Linked DNA regions of Homo sapiens: regions 1, 2, 3 and 5 are each linked to region 4. A link is a contact called in ENCODE Hi-C or POLR2A ChIA-PET data. All regions are on one chromosome and are shown on one strand. The core of a region is the stretch at or near the end of the contact, and the rest is flanking DNA. Distances in the headings are between cores, read along the strand shown. Region 1 holds the start of ZNF880 (zinc finger protein 880). Region 2 holds the start of ZNF888 (zinc finger protein 888). Region 3 holds the start of ZNF836 (zinc finger protein 836). Region 4 holds the start of ZNF83 (zinc finger protein 83). Region 5 holds the start of ZNF320 (zinc finger protein 320).

Region 1 (3,052 bases), core at 367-2,866, 270 kb after region 4:
CCAGGCGTACTGGTGGGCACCTGTAATCCCAGCTACTTGGGAGGCCGAGGCAGGACAATCACTTGAACCCGGGAGGCAGAGTTTGCAGTGACCTGAGATGGTGCCACTGCACTCCAGCCTGGGTGACAAAGCGAGACTCCAGCCTGGGTGACAAAGAGAGACTCCATCTCAGAAAAAGAAAAAAAAAAACATCAAACAATAACAGATCAGCATCAAAAGTAAATTGACAGACAATGACCTAACTGAGTATAGTTAAAATAAGTTCCGGGATTAAAATCAAGAAACTGTCGCACATGTATCCCCATAACAGGTTACTATCCTTACAGCCATAGACTCACTATCATAACAGTGTAGAACAATTTTAAGGTCATGAAAATATATAAGATGTAATTTCAACTGTTAAAAGATATAAGACGTATATAAACTGATGATGCGCCTTTGATAAAAACAATAGACTTGCTCATCTGTGCACTCATCCACACACATCACATGTACACACTTATTCATATACATATATACATTCACACACATATACTCTAGTAAACATATATGTGACAACTGAAAGAGTTGTCTGTCAATAACCTCTTTTTTAGATATTTGTCTTTGTTCGTTTTTTAATGTGTCCAGGTTGCAGTGCAGTGGCTTATTCATGGCACACTACAGCCTTGAATTCCTGGCCTCAAATGACACCCTCTCCGAGTAACTCGAATGACAAGCGTGCACCACTGTGCCTGGCTGTCGTTGTTTTTGCAAATGTGCATTTCAGCATGTTTGCAACAATAAAAATGTATAAACTGTGCTCAATTCAGTTTATAAACATTATTTCAAACTATTTCAAAAAGTCAGACCATGTAAAAACATAGAAACGAGAATTCCAATCTCTATTAAATACCCGTACTGAAACATATGTTTCAAAAATTGAGATGGGGGTCTCACTATGTTGTCCAGAGTGGTCTCAAACTCCTGTGCTCAAGGAATTCTCCAGCCTGGGCCTCCGGAGAAGATGGAATTCCAGCCCCGGCCCATAAATATTAGGTTGGTGCAAAAGTGATCGCGGTTTGCCATTACTTTTGCACTAACCTAATTTTGTCCACTAAATATTTATTTAGGTGTTAGCAAAAGCCCAATGGAGGCTGAAACATCACAATCAGCAGTAAACATCAGATCGATTTCCTCTCATTTAAGGCACAGAAAAGGGGGCAGGCCTGTGAAAAGAGGGCGAGGCTTGGGGGACCGGAAAGACGTGGATCCATCTCGCGGGTGAGAACTTTACGCAGCGCGGGCCGTGTCTAGGGGTCACTGAAGGATTTGAAGCAGGCAAACTCCGCGACAGGAGCTGTCTACATGGCCCTGTGGTGAAAGACCGGGGACAGGACCAGCCTCCGAGCGATTTTAACACTCAGGGAAGCGACCGCCAGACTCTCATTAGAACGTCTGAGTTTAGTCGGGGTGGAGGGAGCGATGCGGGGATTTCAAGGTCTGTGTGACCCCTGAGATGCCGGGTACAGAAGCGCGAGGGGACTCAGCATCCCAGATTTAATCTAAACAAAGGGAAACTCACACGCCGCAGCATGACCGTCACTCCACGTAATCTGCTTCCGGGTCTCCAGGAAACTGCGCGCGCAGCTGAGAGGCGAGGCGAGGCCAGGCCCGGGTGGGATTGGGCGGAGCCTGCGCTTCCCTCCGCCTCGCTCCCAGCTCGTCTCGTTTTGGAGGCTAGACCTGCCGTGGAGACTGGAAGAACTCAGCTATCTGGAAATAGATTGTGTCCCGGCAGAGGGAAAGTTTGTTGATGATTAGATCCAGGAAAATTCCTGCTATTAAAATTAATTTTAAATCGGCTGTAGGGGCGCTCGCATGTGGTCCTAGCTACCCGGATGCTGAGGTGGGAGGATCGCTTGAGCCCATGAGGTGGAGGCTGCAGTGAGCCGAGGTCGTGCGCTGCACTCCCGCCTGGGCATGAGAGAGAAACCTTGCGCCTAATAAATACATAATCATAAATAACAAATTGGAAATAAATAATTAAAATAAATAAATATAAATGAATAATAAACACTAGTTTCCGGAATTTTAAAGTCCTTGAATTGTTTATGAAGGGGATGCAAATTAAAATATGAAATGCAAAACCCTGCCAGGGCGGAATGTGCAATTTCCTTTTTTTTTTTTTTTTTTTTTTGGAGACAGAGTTTCGTTCTTTTGCCCAGGCTGGAGTGAAGTGGCGCGATCTCGGCTCACTGCAACCTCCGCCGCCTGGGTTCAAGCGATTCTCCTGCCTCAGTCTCCCGAGTAGCTGGGATTACAGGCGCCCACCACCACACCGGGCTACTTTTTTGTACTTTTAATAGAGACAGGGTTTCTCCATGTTGGCCAGGCTGGTCTTGAACTCCTGACCTCGTGATCCGCCTGCCTTGGCCTCCCAAAATGTTGGGATTACAGGCGTGAGCCACCGCACCCGGCCAAGTTTTTTTTTTTTTTTCATATTTATATTAATCCTAGTGTATACCTGCCATTGTCTTATGGACATACTCAGGTCACAACTTTTTTTTTTTTTTTTTTTTTTTTTTTGAGATGGTCTCCCTCTGTCTTTCAGGCTGAAGTGCAGACAGCTCACTGACTGCAGCCTCGACCTCCTGGCATCAAGTGATCCTCCCATCTCAGCCTCCCAAGTAGCTGGGACTACAGGCACACGCCACAATGCCCAGTCCCATGTCACAAAATTTTGTCTCCAAACAGCACTCATTTATTTGTCCCCTAAAGTTTTCACCAGAGCAAAACAGGGAAGAAATGTATTAAACATAGAATTTGGAGGCAATGTAGGAAAAAAATGTAAAAATATATATACATACAAAAAATATAAAAATATACATGCTAGGTGTGAATTGTAACTAAGTTTCCAGTATGGGTAGTGGGTATCCCCGCCCCAGCCCTACCCTTTAGCAATCATGACACCCCAAGCCAGTCACCTATCCCAGTTCTCTGAAGCCACTTTTGGACCAGCTGGAAAAGTATACCCTGCTTTCCCCCACAGAGCCTCATTATATAATAAACACTC
Region 2 (3,568 bases), core at 526-3,025, 290 kb before region 4:
CTCTCTCTGTTTTCAACCTCTCAACTGTTTGCCTCTATTTCCCATTACATTCAGGTCTAAGGCTCTTTATTAATAAAATGGTTGTTATTTCCTTCTCTGTTATCATAGTGAAGATGATTTTTCATCTGGGGAAGATTTTTTAGTTTTCAATTGTATTTTCTCAACATTTAAAAAGTGAAGTAAAGAGTATTTCTTGGGCCCGGCACGGTGACTCACGCCTGTAATCCCAGCACTTCGGAAGGCCGAGGCAGGCGGATCACTTGAAGTCAGGAGTTTGAGACCAGCCTGGCCAACATGGTGAAACCCTGTCTCTACCAAAAGAACAAAAATTAGCCGGGCATGATGGCACGTGCCTGTAATACCAGCTACTATGCAGGCTGAGTCAGAAGAATTGCTTCAACCCAGAAGGCAGAGGCTGCAGTGAGCCGAGATCTTGCCAATGCACTCCAGCCTGGGTGACAGAGAAATACTCTGTCTCAAAAAAAAAAAAGAAAAAGAAAAAAAAGTAAATAAAAAAAAGAAACTAATAGATGTCATCCACAATTGTGCTGGGACAACTAACTGGATATCCACATGGAAAAGAATAAAGTTGGATCCCTATCTCACACAATGAAAATTTTATTTTAAAAATTAAAAAAAAAAGAGATGAGGAAGGGATCCCTGCGGCAGGGGGTGTTACTTTGTCACTCAGGCTGGCTTGGACCTCCGGGCTCAATGATCCTCCCGCCACTGCTTCCTGAGTAGCTGGACCTCAGGCTCCCGCCCCCACTTCCACATTTCTGCTGTGTTTAAGTAGCAGGTGGTGACCTCACTCCTCCCTGGCCTGAACACTCCCTCCGGCATCCCAGGCGGTGGCCCTAGGGAAGTCTCTGAAGCTGAGCACAGGGTGGACTCTCCCTCCGAAGCAAATGGAGAATAGAAAGGGAGAGATTTCTATTCTGTTCTGTGTACCATCAGCATGAGATCGTACTTTCTGCCTAGGCAGGGCTTTGCATTTCACGTTCTAGTTTGCATCCCTGTTCCAGACAATTCCAGGGCTTTTGAATCATGCCTCAGCCTTCCTGGCCACTCTTGCCTCCGGTGTAGCAGGACGAGCCACAGACAAAACCTCTCAGACACCGAGTTGTAGAAGGAAGGGCTTTATTCAGCTGGGAGCATCGGCAAGCTGCCTTAAAATCCGAGCTCCCCGGGTGCACAATTTCTGTCCCTTTTAAGGGCTCACAACACTAAAGATTTCACATAAAAGGGTCGTGATTGAGCAATCTAGGGGATACGTAACAGGGACTACAGTCCCAGATATATACACAGGGGTTTCGTGCACTGGTAGAGAGAAACAGAACAGGGCAGGGAGTTTCATAATGTTCTTCTATACAATGTCTGGAATCTATGAAAAACATTGGTTTCTAAGTTATGAGTTGATTTTTAACTATTGGGTTTAGGCCAGGCAGGCCCAGGCCTGGTTTTGGGCGTGGCGCAGGGCTGCCTGTCTTCGGTTTTACTTCCTTGTTGTTTTTTTTCTTAAAACAGGTACTGAGTATAAAACAATATAAAACAATATGAGAGGGTCTGTCTCTTCCCTCACCAAAACCCGAAAAACAGCGGCTAGGTACGCGGCTGAGAGAAGCACAGATCCGCCCCCGCCCCGCGTCTGCCGGTTCTACAGGGCAGGTCTCTCCGCCTGGCGCCCCGCCCCTACCTCGCCCAGGCCCCGCCCCTACCTCGCCCAGGCCCCGCCCACCTCGTTGGCTCCACGGAGGCCTGGCTTCTGTCCTGTGCTTGTAGATTCGCCCGGACCAGGAAGCGGATCGCGTGGACTGGAAGTCACACTGCGGCGGTGAGTTTTGCTCTGTGTTGTATTGAGGCTGTGCCTCCAGGTCCCCGGCAATTCTGTACCTGGGATGTGGGGTCTCCACAGACCTGGAAATTCTCGCCCTTCTTCCTTCAACAAGAGCAAATGGAGACATTCCCCTAGGAGTCCGGAAGTCACTTCCTTTTGGGTTTAAAGTCGCCCTGAGGCTGCCCTGTCCTCGGTCTTTTTGCTATAGGGCAATGTATACAGTTTGTATCGCGTAGTTTTCCCGTTCACAACCGTTTGTTGACTCCTCCCACCCCGCGCTTTTTAAAGTCCTCACCCGAGAGGTGGATCCCTGCTCTGGCGCTTCCCAGCCTCACCCTCGTCGGCCCCTGGAGCCCAGCGCTGACACCACAGTCCCAGGGAGGCCGCGTTCTCTGCCCGGTGGTGGGATCCTGCGGACCCCACCCTTGTCCGAAGGCGTCATCTCCCCCCCACCTCCCTCCTCATGCCGGGCCCTGTTGCTCCCCAAGTCTCCCCTCCGCAGTCACCGCTTTCCCTGAGCCCGCGTTGGGGAGGTACCCGGGGCCTGTCCTGTGACACGGGGTGTTCTTGCCTGCCCAGCTCCAGCCCCTGGAAAATGCGCTTCTCTGGGATGCAGGCGTCTTACTCCAAACCCTCCTGTGATTGTGTGGGCCAAAGGGATCAGGAGACAGAGAGAGGGAATCAGAGAGCAGTAGAAAACCTGAGACAGATAAAAGAAGAAGGAGAAAGACCCATAACAGATGGCAAAGTAGGGGATGGTCAGGGATTTGCCAAGAGACAGCAAAAGTGAAAAAACAAAAGATAACAAAGCAGGAGGAGAAAAGCAACTGGAGAAATGTAGAGAAAAGCTGGATGTACAGAGAGATGAAGGACAGACAGCAAGGTAGGGAGAGGGGCAGCAAACAGAAAGGCTCATGAGAATGAGGGAGAGGAGGAGGGATTTGGAGCCAGGGCAGACAGAGCAGAGTGGTGCTGGTGGCAAGGAGAACAGAGGGAGAACCACAGCAGGGAGGACACCTGGGAAATCTGGGGTGCCAGAGAGTGGGGCCAGGGGGGTATAACGGGGAAGAGAGAATTTAACAGGGAGAGCTCAGGAGAGATGGGAGAAGAGGTGGAAATCTATGGACATTGAGAACAATCTAAAGATTGGGGAAAAGGAGCAACAAGAGGTTAAATAAGCTGTGGATGGAGTCCAGCTAATTTTTGTATTTTTAGTAGAGACAGGATTTCACCATGTTGGCCAGGCTGGTCTCAAACTCCTGACTTCAGGTGATCCACCTGCCTCGACCTCCCAAAGTGCTGGGAATACAGGTGTGAGCCATCACACCTGGCCACCTATGTATTCTTGAATGAAAAAAGTTACTTCTGTCTTAGTTCAACAGCTGACTCTCTTTCCCTGTTTTCTTTTCTTTCTTTCTTTCTTTCTTTTCTTTTATGAGATGCAGTTTTGCTCTTGTTGCCCAGGCTGAAGTGCAATGGCACGATCTTGGCTCACTGCAATCGCCACCTCCCTGGTTCAAGTGATTCTCCTGCCTCAGCCTTGCTGAGTAGCTGGGATTACAGCCATTCGCCACCATGCCTGGATAATTTTTGTATTTTCAGTAGAAACGGGGTTCCTCCATGTAGGTCAGGCTGGTCTACAATTGCTGAACTCAGGTGATCCACCTACCTCGGCCTCCCTATTTTCAAGGTCAATAGCTGTGTGTTTACACTTTTGCATTTTGTAAATGT
Region 3 (3,263 bases), core at 535-3,034, 470 kb after region 4:
GATGGGGTTTCACCATGTTGGCCAGGCTGGTCTCAAACTTCTGAGCTCAAGTGATCCATCCACCTTGACCTCCCAAAGTGCTGGGATTACAGGCATGAAGCACTGCTTCCAGCCAAATTTCCTCTTATCAAAACATCAGTCAGATTGCATCAGAGCCCATTCTAACAAGCTTAGTTTAACTTAATAGCCTCTAAATGCCCTATTTCAAAATACAGTCATATTCTGAGGTACTGGGTGTTAGAACTTAAAGACAATGATTTATTTTATTTTATTTATTTATTTATTTTTTGAGACAGAGTCTCGCTTTGCCGCCCAGGCTGGAGTGCAGTGGCTGGATCTCGGCTCACTGCAAGCTCCGCCTCCTGGGTTCACGCCATTCTCCTGCCTCTGCCTCCGGAGCAGCTGGGACCACACGCACCCGCCACCACGCCCGGCTAATTTTTTGCATTTTTAGTAGAGACAGGGTTTCACCGTGTTAACCAGGATGGTCTCGATCTCATGACCTTGTGATCCGCCCGCCGCGGCCTCCCAAAGTGCTGGGATTATAGGCATGAGCCACCGCGCTTGGCCAACAATGATTTTTTAGGGACGTGATTCAGCTCATAACATTCTGTACTCTGGACTCCCAAAATTCATGTCCTTCTCACATGCAAGATCCCTTCACCCCCATCCTAACATCTCAAAAGTCTTATTATTATTATTTTTTGAGACAGAGTCTCACTCTGTTGCCCTGGCAGCAGTTCAGTGGTGCAAAGACAACTCATTGCAGCCTTGATCCCCTGGGCTCAAGAGATCCTCCCACCTCAGCCTCCCAAATAGCTGTGACTATAGGCGTGAGCCACCATGCCTGGCTAATTTTTGTATTTTTTGTAGAGACAAGGGTCTTACTATGTTGCCCCAGGTTGGTCTTGAATTCTTGAGCTCAAGCAATCCTTCCACCTTGGCCTCCCAAAGAGCTGGGATTACAGGCCAGAGCCACTGCTCCTGGCCCATTTCAAAAGTCTTAATCCATTTCAGTATCAAACTCTAAGGCCCAAATATTACCCAAATATTATCTGAATCACATATGGGTGAGACTCAAAGTGTGGTTCATCCTGAGGCAAAATTTCTGTCCAGCTGTGAAACTGTGAAGCCAAAGAAGCTATTTGCTTCCAAAATACAATGGTGGGACAGGCACAGGATAGACCGTCAGCCCTGGAAACCACCCTTCTACTCTGTTACTGTAATTTTGATGTTTGTAGATTGCACATGTAAGTAAGCACATGCAGGATTTGTCTTTCTGTGTCTAGCACATTTCGCTTAGCATAATGTCTTCAGGGTTCCTGGATCCAGCCACGGCTGCACATCAGATCTTCACGGAGATCCTAGTTCCCTGACTACTGAGTAACTTCAGCCTTAACTGGCTTCAGCCTCACTGGCAAGACCCGATGGAGTCCACCAGGCTCGCAAAAATCGATTTTGACTTAAATCAGTTCAACTTGACAAGAAGAAAACATCTTAGTTTCCAACAGAAGTGGACCACAACTTTAAGCTTTGACCTTAAAGTCTAAAACATTAACTTAAAATAGGCAGGAAGCAACGCTGCTTCACAGGACAAGAAATAGTCACAAATACTCCTAAATCGGGAGAACAAAGACTTGCTGGGTGGAAGGCAGAGCGAATAACAGGCCCCGCCCACCAAACAGGTCCCGCCCACACCGCCCGTCCCGCTTAGCCCACCTGGCCCCGCCCACTACCGCATCAGCCTTGCCCCACCCTTTCAGGGTTCCCAAATCTGGCCAGTCTTTCTGCCCTTTCCCTTGCGGGTCGCACCCCGCCCAGGCCCCTCTCCCGCCCCAGGTCTCTCAGTCTTTTTTCTCAGGGCGTGTAGCTTCCTGCACACCCGGAAGCAGATCGCGCGGGGAAAAGATCACAGCGCTGCGCGTCAGTTTCCGTCTACCTGGACTAAACATTTGCTTCGCCCCGTCTGCCTGAATCGAACGTGCACTTGGCAGTCTTCCCTTGTCCATACCCGTTTCCTGGGGATCGCTACGGACCTTAAAATACCAGCAACAGCCCCTTCGCCCCAAGTAAGTCTGATAATTGCTTCCCTTTCGGTTTAAAAATCTCTCTGAGGCTGTTCCTTGCTCCCTGCCTTTCTGCCTTAGGACCATGTAGACAACCCCACTCAGGTCGTGTTCCTGCTTAAAACCCTTACTGACCTCTGCTTCGGCCCTGCGCCAAGTCGAGTCCTCACTCGGGAGGTGGATTCCCGCCCGTTGCGACCCCGGAGCTTCTCCGTCGTCAGCCCCTGGAGGGGAGCGCCCGCCGTCCGGCTCCTGAAGGAGTCGCTTCTCCTCCCAGGTCCTGGGATTCTGCAGACCCTCCCTGTCCTGAGACACCGTACCCCCTGCCACCTTGTGTCCTCCTCACGCCGGGTCCTTTCGCTCCCCAGGCTTCCCCTTCACAGCCACTGCTTTTCTCGATCCCCCCCTTGGGGGAGGTCACCTGAGTCTTGTGACACCCAGTGTTCTTCCTTCCCAAATTTTACTCCACTGGAAAATATGCTTTTCCGGGAGGTGGGCATCCTATTCCTCCCCTTTCTTACTGAATGTGTGGGTGAGAGGGATCAGGAGAGGAAAAGAAGGGGAGCGACGGAGCAAAAGGAAAGACCGAATAGAAGAGAATGAGGGAGACCCATAAATACACGGCAAAATGGATGATAATTTAGGGATTTGCAAAGAGACAGCAAGAGTGAAAGAGAACGAATGGAGAAAGAAGCAGGGGGAGGAAAGCACACAGAGAAATTTAGAAAAAAAGGGGGACCTTCAGAGAGATGAAAGGCAGCAAAATAGAGTGGGGCGGCAAAGGAGGAGGCACTGCAGACAGACAGTGGGGAGAAGGTGAAAGAGTTGGAGCCGCAGCCGACAGAGCTACGTGGTGCTGGGACTGAAAGAGAGGGAGAGAGGGCAGTGGGTGACAAGCAGAGTAGAGGGAGAACCACAGCAGGGAGGAAGCCTAGGGAGTTGGGGGTGCTAGAGAGTGGGAACAAAGGAGGTGTAACAGGTAAGAGGGAATTTTAACAAGGAGAGCAGAGAGGGAGCTCAGATGGGGAAAAAGAGGCGGAAATACGTGGAGATTGGGGACAATCAGAAAGATTGGGGAGAAAGAGCTACGAGAGGTGAAGTAAGTTGCAGAGCATCGGGCAGAACAGACATAAAGAGGAGAAAAACAGAAAAGGGGAGGAAAGGTGCAGAATGAGAGAGGGACACACACAATAGTGA
Region 4 (3,324 bases), core at 795-3,294:
CAACCTATGCACTGGGCTTGAATGAAAGCTGTCATGATTCTGCTAAAGATTCTCTGTCTTTCCCTGTGTGTGAAACCTTAACGTCTCTACTTTGGAACGCCGATCTCATTTATTTGGAGTTGGTGTTTCCAGGTGGCTTTCTTCAAGCTTTGTGTTCACATAAACTCAGTACTTAATCTTACATTCTAAATTTTATTATTTACTGCTGACGTCAGTTTCTGTCGGATTGTAGGCGCCTGACCAGAGAGGGCACGCGTCGCTATGTTGTAAAACTCACACTCGTCAAAAAGACATGGGTTAGGGTTTTCCCCCTCCCTCTGGATGAAGCTAATTAGCTGACACAGATGGTCACCTCCATTACCAAATAGAGCCAGGATGAACTATGTGTGACCAAGAGTGTTGTCAAGTCCTCTTCCCTGAGGACTGATTAGTGTTTATCTTGAAAACATGTACTCAATGGGTTGTATAGAACAGTGAAGTTTCCTTGTCTCTTTTCAACCTCTTAGCTGTTTGCCTCAATTTCCCATCACATTCTGGTTTAAGGCTTACTTATTAATAATGTGGTTTTTATTTCTTTCACTATTATCATCGTGAAGATGATTTCTCATTGGGGGGAAGATTTTTTTTGTTTTCCATTATATTTTCTCAAAATTTAAAGAGTAAAGAAATGAATATTTTTTGGGCCAGGAAGTGTGGCTTATGACTATAATCCCAGCACTTTCAGAGGCTGAGGCAGTCAGATCACTTGAAGTCAGAAGTTCGAGACCAGCCTAGCCAATATAGTGAAACCTCGTTTGTATCGAAAATACAAAAATTAGCCGGGCATGGTTGTGCGCGTCTGTAATGTCAACTACTCCGGAGGCTGAGACAGGAAAATCGGTTCAACCCAGGAGGCAGAGGCTGCAGTGAGCCCAGATCTCGCCACCGCATTCCAGCCTGGCCAAAAAAGAAAACTCTGCCTCAAAAAAAAAAAAAAAAAAAAATAGAAAAAACTAAATATATAAAAGAAAATAAGCCGGGCGCGGTGGCTCACACCTGTAATCCCAGCACTTTGGGAGGCCGAGGCGGGCGGATTACTTGAGGTCGGAAATTTGAGACCAACCTGACCAACATGGAGAAATCCCATCTCTACTAAAAATACAAAATTAGCAGGGCATGGTGGCACATCCCTGTGATCCCAGCTACTTGGGAGATAGAGGCATGAGAATCGATTGAACCTGGGAGACAGAGATCGCGCCATTGCACTCCAGCCTGGTCAACTAGAGCAAAACTCCATCTCAAGAAACAAAAAAAGAAACTGATAGATCTCTTACACAAATACGCTGGGACAACTAACTGGATATCCACGTGGAAAAGAATAATGTTGGATCCCTATGTAACATCATCAAAAATTTTATTATAAAAAAGAAAAGAGAGAGAGAGACGAGGAAGGGAGCCCTGCGGGAGGGGGTGTTACTTTGTCGCCCAGGCTGGCCTGAACTCCCAGGCTCGGCGATCCTCCCGCCGCTGCTTCCTGAATAGCTGGGACCTCAGGCTCCCACTCCCGCGCCCATATCCCAGCTGTGTTTAAGCCGCAGGTGGTGACCTCACCCATCCTTGGCCTGAGCACTCCATCCTGCATCTCAGGCAGTGGCCTGAGTCTCTAAAGCTGAGCACAGCGTGGACTCTCTCCCAAGTGAATGGAGAATAGAAAGGGAGAGGATTTCTATTCGGTTCTGTGGGCTATCAGCATGAAATTGTACCTTCCGCCCAGGCAGGGCTTTGCATTTCACATTCTAGTTTGCATCCCCGTTCCAGATAATTCCAGGGCTTTTGAATCATGCCTCAGCCTTCCTGGCCGGTCTCGCCTCCAAAACCCGAAAAATGCCTCTGCGCTGGGAACGATGCTGAGAGACTCACAGGTCCCGCCCTGGCCCCGCCCACTGCTGGTTCTAAAGGGGAAAGTCTCTCGGCTTCCCACCCCGCCCCTACCTCATCCAGGCCCCGCCCACCTCGCGGGCCCCGCCCAGACCTGGCTTCTGTACTGCGCGCGCACATGCGCGCAAACCCGGAAGCGGATTATGTGGAGTGAAAGTTACACCGTGGCGGTGAGTTTCGCTCTTCTATTAAGTCTGCGCTTACCAGGTCCCCGGCGCTGCTGTACCTGAGACGTGGGGTCCCCACAGACCTGGAAATTCTCTCCCTTCTTCCTTCACCCAGGACAAATTGAGACGTCCCCATGAGAGTCCGGATATCGCTTCCTTTTGGGTTTAAAGTCGCCCTGAGGCTGGGCTGTCCCCGGTCTTTCTGCTGTAGGGCGATGTATACACTTCCTGTCGCGTAGTTTTCCTGCTCAAAACTGTTTTCTGACTCCTCCCGCCCCTCGCTTTTTAAAGTCCTCACCCGAGAGCTGGATTCCCGCCCTGGGCGCCTCCCACCCTCGCCTTCGTAGGCCACTGGAGCGCAGCGCCAGGGCCCCAGTCCCAGGGAGGCCGCGTACTTTGCCTGGTCCTGGAATCCTGCAGACCCCAACCTTGTCTTAAGGCGCCGTCTCCCCCCCACCTCCCTCCTCGTGGCGGGCCCTGCTGCTCCACAGGTCTCTCCTCCACAGTCACCTCTTCCCCTGAACCCGCGTTGGGGAGGTACCCGGGGCCTGTCCTGTGACACGGGGTGTTCTTGCCTGCCCAGCTCCAGCCCCCGGAAAACGAGCTCCTCCGGGATGCAGGCGTCTTATCCAAACCCTCCTGTGATTGTGTCGGCCAAAGGCATTGGGAGACAGAGCAGTAGAAAAGCTGAGACAGAGAAAAGAATGAGAAAGACCCATAACAGAGGGCAAAGTAGAGGGTGGGTGATGGATTTGTCAAGAGACAGCAAAAGTGAAAAGAAAAAAAAAGAAAGCAGGAGGAGAAAAGTAACTGGAGAAACGTAGAGAAACCTAGATGTACAGAGAGATGAAGGACAGCAAGGTAGGGAGAGGGGCAGCAAAGAGGGAATCTCATCAGAGTGAGGGAGAGGAGGAGGGATTTGGAGCCAGGGCAGACAGAGCAGAGTGGTGCTGGTGGCAAGGAGAACAGAGGGAGAACCACAGCAGGGAGGACACCTGGGGATCTGTGGTTCCACATATTGGGGACAGGGGGTATAACAGGGAAGACGGAATTTAACAGGGAGAGCAGAGGATGCACAGAGATGGGAGAAGAGGCGGAAATATATCAAGATTGAGGACGATAGAACGATTGGGGAGAAGGAACAGCAAGAAGTTAGGTAAGTTGCGAGGATGGAGCAGAAGAGGTGGAAGAGAAGGAATAGAGGGAAGAAGGGGATAAACAGCAGGAGAGGAGAGGGGTA
Region 5 (3,264 bases), core at 9-2,508, 260 kb before region 4:
CGAAACCAGGCCTGGGCCTGCCTGGCCTAAACCCAGTAGTTAAAAATCAACTTATGGCTTAGAACCCAATGTTATTCATAGATTCCAGACATTGTATAGAAGAACATTGTAAAACTCCCCGCTCTGTTCTGTTTCTCTCTGACCACCGGTGCATGCATCCCCTGTCACGTACCGCCTGCTCGCTCAAATCAATCACGACCCTTTCATGTGAAATCTTTAGTGTTGTGAACCCTTAAAAAGGACAGAAATTGTGCATTCAGGGAGCTCGGATTTCAAGGCAGTAGATTGCTGACGCTCCCAGCTGAATAAAGCCCTTCCTTCTACAACTCAGTGTCTGAGAAGTTTTGTCTGCCGCTAGCCCTGCTACACACTGTTACAATGTCAATGCTTTTTTTAAAAATCCCTTTTTTTCTTATTGAGGCGGAGGAAGGAGCTCTGGGGTAGAGGGTCTTACTTTGTCGCCCACGCTGGCCTGGACCTCCGGGCTCAGCGGTCTTGCGGCTCCTGCTTCCTGAGTAGCCGGGACCCCAGACTCGCCACCTCGCCCACATCCCTGCTGTGTTTAAGCAGGAGGTGGTGACCTCACTCCTCCCTGGCCTGAGGCCTCCGCTCCGCACCCCAGGCGGTGGCCCTGAGGAAGTCTCTGGAGCTGAGCACAGGGTGGATTCTCCCACCCCAGTGAATGGAAAATAGAAAGGGAGAGGATTTGCTATTCTGTTCTGTGGGCCGTCAGCAGGAAATTGGAGGTTTCGCTGAGGCAGAGCTTTGTATTTCGCATTCTAGTTTGCATTCCTTCCCTTGACAACTTCCAGATTTTGGACATAAATTGCTAAAATTAATTTCAATAGCAAGGAACTTTCCTGGGTCCAATGACCGCCTCACGTTGACTTCTCAGGGAGGTACTATTTCAATGACTGCTGAGCTGCTCCAGCCTCACTGGCGGCTTTCGCCTCCAAAACCTGGAAAAAAGGCGCAGAGAGCGAGATGGAGGAAAGCTCAGGACCCACCCGCTTCTCGCCCCCGCCGACCCCTCATAGCCCAGGACTCTTCTCCCAGCCAGGCCCCTTGTTTCTCAACCCCGCCCCGGCCTTGTTCAGGCCCCGCCCACCTCTTCGCGTCTCATCCCGGCCTAGTCCAGGCCCCGCCTACCTTCTCGGGGGTCCCGCCCAGGCCTGGCCTCTGTCCTGCGCTGATTGGCATAGACCCGGAAGCGGATGGCAGGGACTGAAGGTCACACCACAGCGCGTGAGTTTCGCTCTGTTTTATGTGTGCTTCCCAGTCCTGTGGTGCTGCTATACCGGGGACGTTGAGTCCCCACAGACCTGGAAATTGCGGCCCCTCTTTCTCAACCCAGAGCAAATTGAGACGTCCGGGTGAGAGTCCGTGAGTCCCTTCGAGTTTAAAGTGGCCCTGAGGCAGGTCCCGTCCTCGGTCTTTCTGCAGTGGGGTCGTGCAGACACCTCCTATCGCGGAATTTTCCTTCTCAAAACCCTTCCTGACCTGTCCTCCCGCCTCGCGCTGTTTCAAGTCCTCACCCGCGAGCTGGATTCCAGCCCTAGGCGCCTCCCACCGTCGCTCTCGGCGGCTTCAGGAGCGCCGCGCCTCAACCCCGGTTCCCGGGAGGCCGCGTCCTCTGCCTGGTCCTAAGATCCTGCAGACGCCACCCCTGTCCGAAGGCTCCGTCGCTCCCCACCTCCCTCCTTGTGCGGTGTTGCTACCTAGTTCCAACTCCTGGAAAACGAATATATGCAATCAAGAAAGCACTCCACAGAGGGGAGTGGGCCCGAGCCAGCGTCTCCGGGGACCCGTTTAGAAAGTTTTAGGGGGTTAAAGTATTTATTTTGAGGTCCCTATGGGCTACCCCTTATCTGGATGAAGGATTTTTGGCCCTTGGCCAACGAAATGCTGAGGTGAATTGGCCCGAGGCCGGAGCAGATGGGTGCCCTATGCAGATGAAGGTGTGGCCGGTGCTTGGCCATGGCCACTCCTGGGCTCTTTCCCTTTCTGAGACGTGGTGGAAGGAGGAGGGCGGTAGGGACAGCGGCCTTTGATCCTTTGTTACTCCGGATGGGGAGATGGGGTTTTTCCTTTTTGTCTAGTTTTAGAAAGTTTGCCTTAATTGGCCTTAGATTCGCTGCCCCCAGACCCAGGACCCAGGTATTTCTTTTTTATTCTTTTTTATTGGAGATGGGGTCTCACTCTGTTGCCCAGGCGGGAGAGCGGTGACAGGATCACAGCTCACTGCATCATCAACATCCTATGCTCAAGCGATCCTGTCACCTCAGCCTGCAGAGTAGCTGGGACCACAGCCGCGCGCCACCACACCGCGCTAATTTTTGTGTACTTGGTAGAGACGGGCTTTTGCCTTGTTGCTCAGGCTGGTCTCCAACTCCAGGGCTCAAGCGATCCAGCTGTATCGCCCTCCCAAAATGCTGGAATTACAGGCATGAGCCACCATGCCCGCCTTGTTTCTTAATTAAAAAATAAATAAATAAAAATAAAGGCCGTGTGCAATGGCTCATGCCTGTAATCCCAGCACTTTGGGAGGCCAAGGCGGGCAGATCACCTGAGGTCAGGAGTTCGAGACCAGCCTAGTCAACATGGCGAAATCTCGTGTCGAATAAAATACAGAAATTAGCCAGGTGTGATGTCGGGCGCCTGTAATCCCAGCTACTCAGGAGGCTGAGGCAGCAGAATCCCTTGGACAGGGAGGGGGAGGTTGCAGTGAGCTGAGATCATGCCACTGCACTCCAGCCTGGGGTGACAGAGCGAGACTCCGTCTGAAAAAAGTAAGATAACTACTTTTCAAATAAGCTTTGGTAGAATCTTATGAGCTCACATCATTGTTTTCCAACTATGATATGAGTTCAAAATTTTCTTCTTTGACCCTACATTTTATTAGATATATACATTTTTAGATGTATATATTTTTAACCATTTTAAAAGTTTCTCTATGAAATTTGTTGTGTTCAGTTTACATAGAAGACTGCATGCTTTCTAGTCTGTATCATATATTGGAAGCATTTACTAGTACCTGATAAATGATTTTAGGTTGTTTCTTTTTTTCTTTCTTACTTTTTTTTGAGACAAAGTCTCCCTTCTACCCCCAGGCTGGAGTGTGATGGCACGATCTCGGCTCACTGCAACCTCCGTCTTTTGGGTTCAAGCTCTTCTCCTGCCTCAGCCCCCAAGTAGCTGGGATTACAGGCGCCTGCCACCACGCCTGGCTAATTTTTGTATTTCTAATGGAGACGGGGTTTCACC

Evidence for each region. Hi-C counts contacts between places; a loop is a spot of excess contacts on that map. ChIA-PET counts read pairs that join two places held with the same protein, here RNA polymerase II (POLR2A). Pooled maps may share reads with other maps.
Region 1: a loop to region 4 is called in a pooled map, with 18 times the contacts of the local background. The contact joins the promoter of ZNF880 here to the promoter of ZNF83 in region 4. A Hi-C loop is called at or near these places in 9 of 50 pooled maps. POLR2A ChIA-PET finds 5 or more read pairs at or near these places in 4 of 52 experiments (CD4-positive, alpha-beta T cell, H1, activated CD8-positive, alpha-beta memory T cell and 1 more).
Region 2: a pooled map shows a loop between it and region 4 (8-fold over the local background). The contact joins the promoter of ZNF888 here to the promoter of ZNF83 in region 4. A Hi-C loop is called at or near these places in 1 of 37 single-sample maps with no recorded cell type and 8 of 50 pooled maps. POLR2A ChIA-PET finds 5 or more read pairs at or near these places in 1 of 52 experiments (endothelial cell of umbilical vein).
Region 3: a map with no recorded cell type shows a loop between it and region 4 (10-fold over the local background). The contact joins the promoter of ZNF836 here to the promoter of ZNF83 in region 4. A Hi-C loop is called at or near these places in 1 of 37 single-sample maps with no recorded cell type and 10 of 50 pooled maps. POLR2A ChIA-PET finds 5 or more read pairs at or near these places in 4 of 52 experiments (CD4-positive, alpha-beta T cell, HepG2, OCI-LY7 and 1 more).
Region 5: a loop to region 4 is called in a map of B cell, with 14 times the contacts of the local background. The contact joins the promoter of ZNF320 here to the promoter of ZNF83 in region 4. A Hi-C loop is called at or near these places in 3 of 168 maps with a recorded cell type or tissue (B cell and naive thymus-derived CD4-positive, alpha-beta T cell), 4 of 37 single-sample maps with no recorded cell type and 12 of 50 pooled maps. POLR2A ChIA-PET finds 5 or more read pairs at or near these places in 1 of 52 experiments (activated T-cell).

What each region holds. Positions count from the first base shown.
Region 1 is chr19:52,368,487-52,371,538 of GRCh38, reverse strand. ZNF880 (zinc finger protein 880) reads right to left here and starts at 1,616. Exons shown (of 4, transcript NM_001145434.2): 1 at 1,562-1,616. The coding sequence starts at 1,573. RefSeq lists enhancers at 1,175-1,314, 1,515-1,624, 1,635-1,934.
Region 2 is chr19:52,921,635-52,925,202 of GRCh38, reverse strand. It overlaps ZNF888 (zinc finger protein 888), which reads left to right and starts at 1,775. Exons shown (of 5, transcript NM_001393938.1): 1 at 1,775-1,834. ZNF888-AS1 (ZNF888 antisense RNA 1) reads right to left here and starts at 1,854. Exons shown (of 2, transcript NR_186336.1): 1 at 1,739-1,854; 2 at 1,124-1,530. RefSeq lists enhancers at 1,393-1,562, 1,843-1,892, 1,382-2,113, 2,114-2,847 and a silencer at 1,653-1,702.
Region 3 is chr19:52,170,142-52,173,404 of GRCh38, reverse strand. It overlaps ZNF836 (zinc finger protein 836), which reads left to right and starts at 1,784. Exons shown (of 5, transcript NM_001102657.3): 1 at 1,784-2,069. RefSeq lists a silencer at 1,616-1,665 and an enhancer at 2,246-2,385.
Region 4 is chr19:52,637,075-52,640,398 of GRCh38, reverse strand. ZNF83 (zinc finger protein 83) reads left to right here and starts at 2,044. Exons shown (of 3, transcript NM_018300.4): 1 at 2,044-2,087. It also overlaps the pseudogene LOC124904757. RefSeq lists a silencer at 1,797-1,996 and enhancers at 2,207-2,326, 2,080-2,597, 2,598-3,116.
Region 5 is chr19:52,895,629-52,898,892 of GRCh38, reverse strand. It overlaps ZNF320 (zinc finger protein 320), which reads left to right and starts at 1,258. Exons shown (of 6, transcript NM_001351774.2): 1 at 1,258-1,373. RefSeq lists enhancers at 1,244-1,323, 1,524-1,723.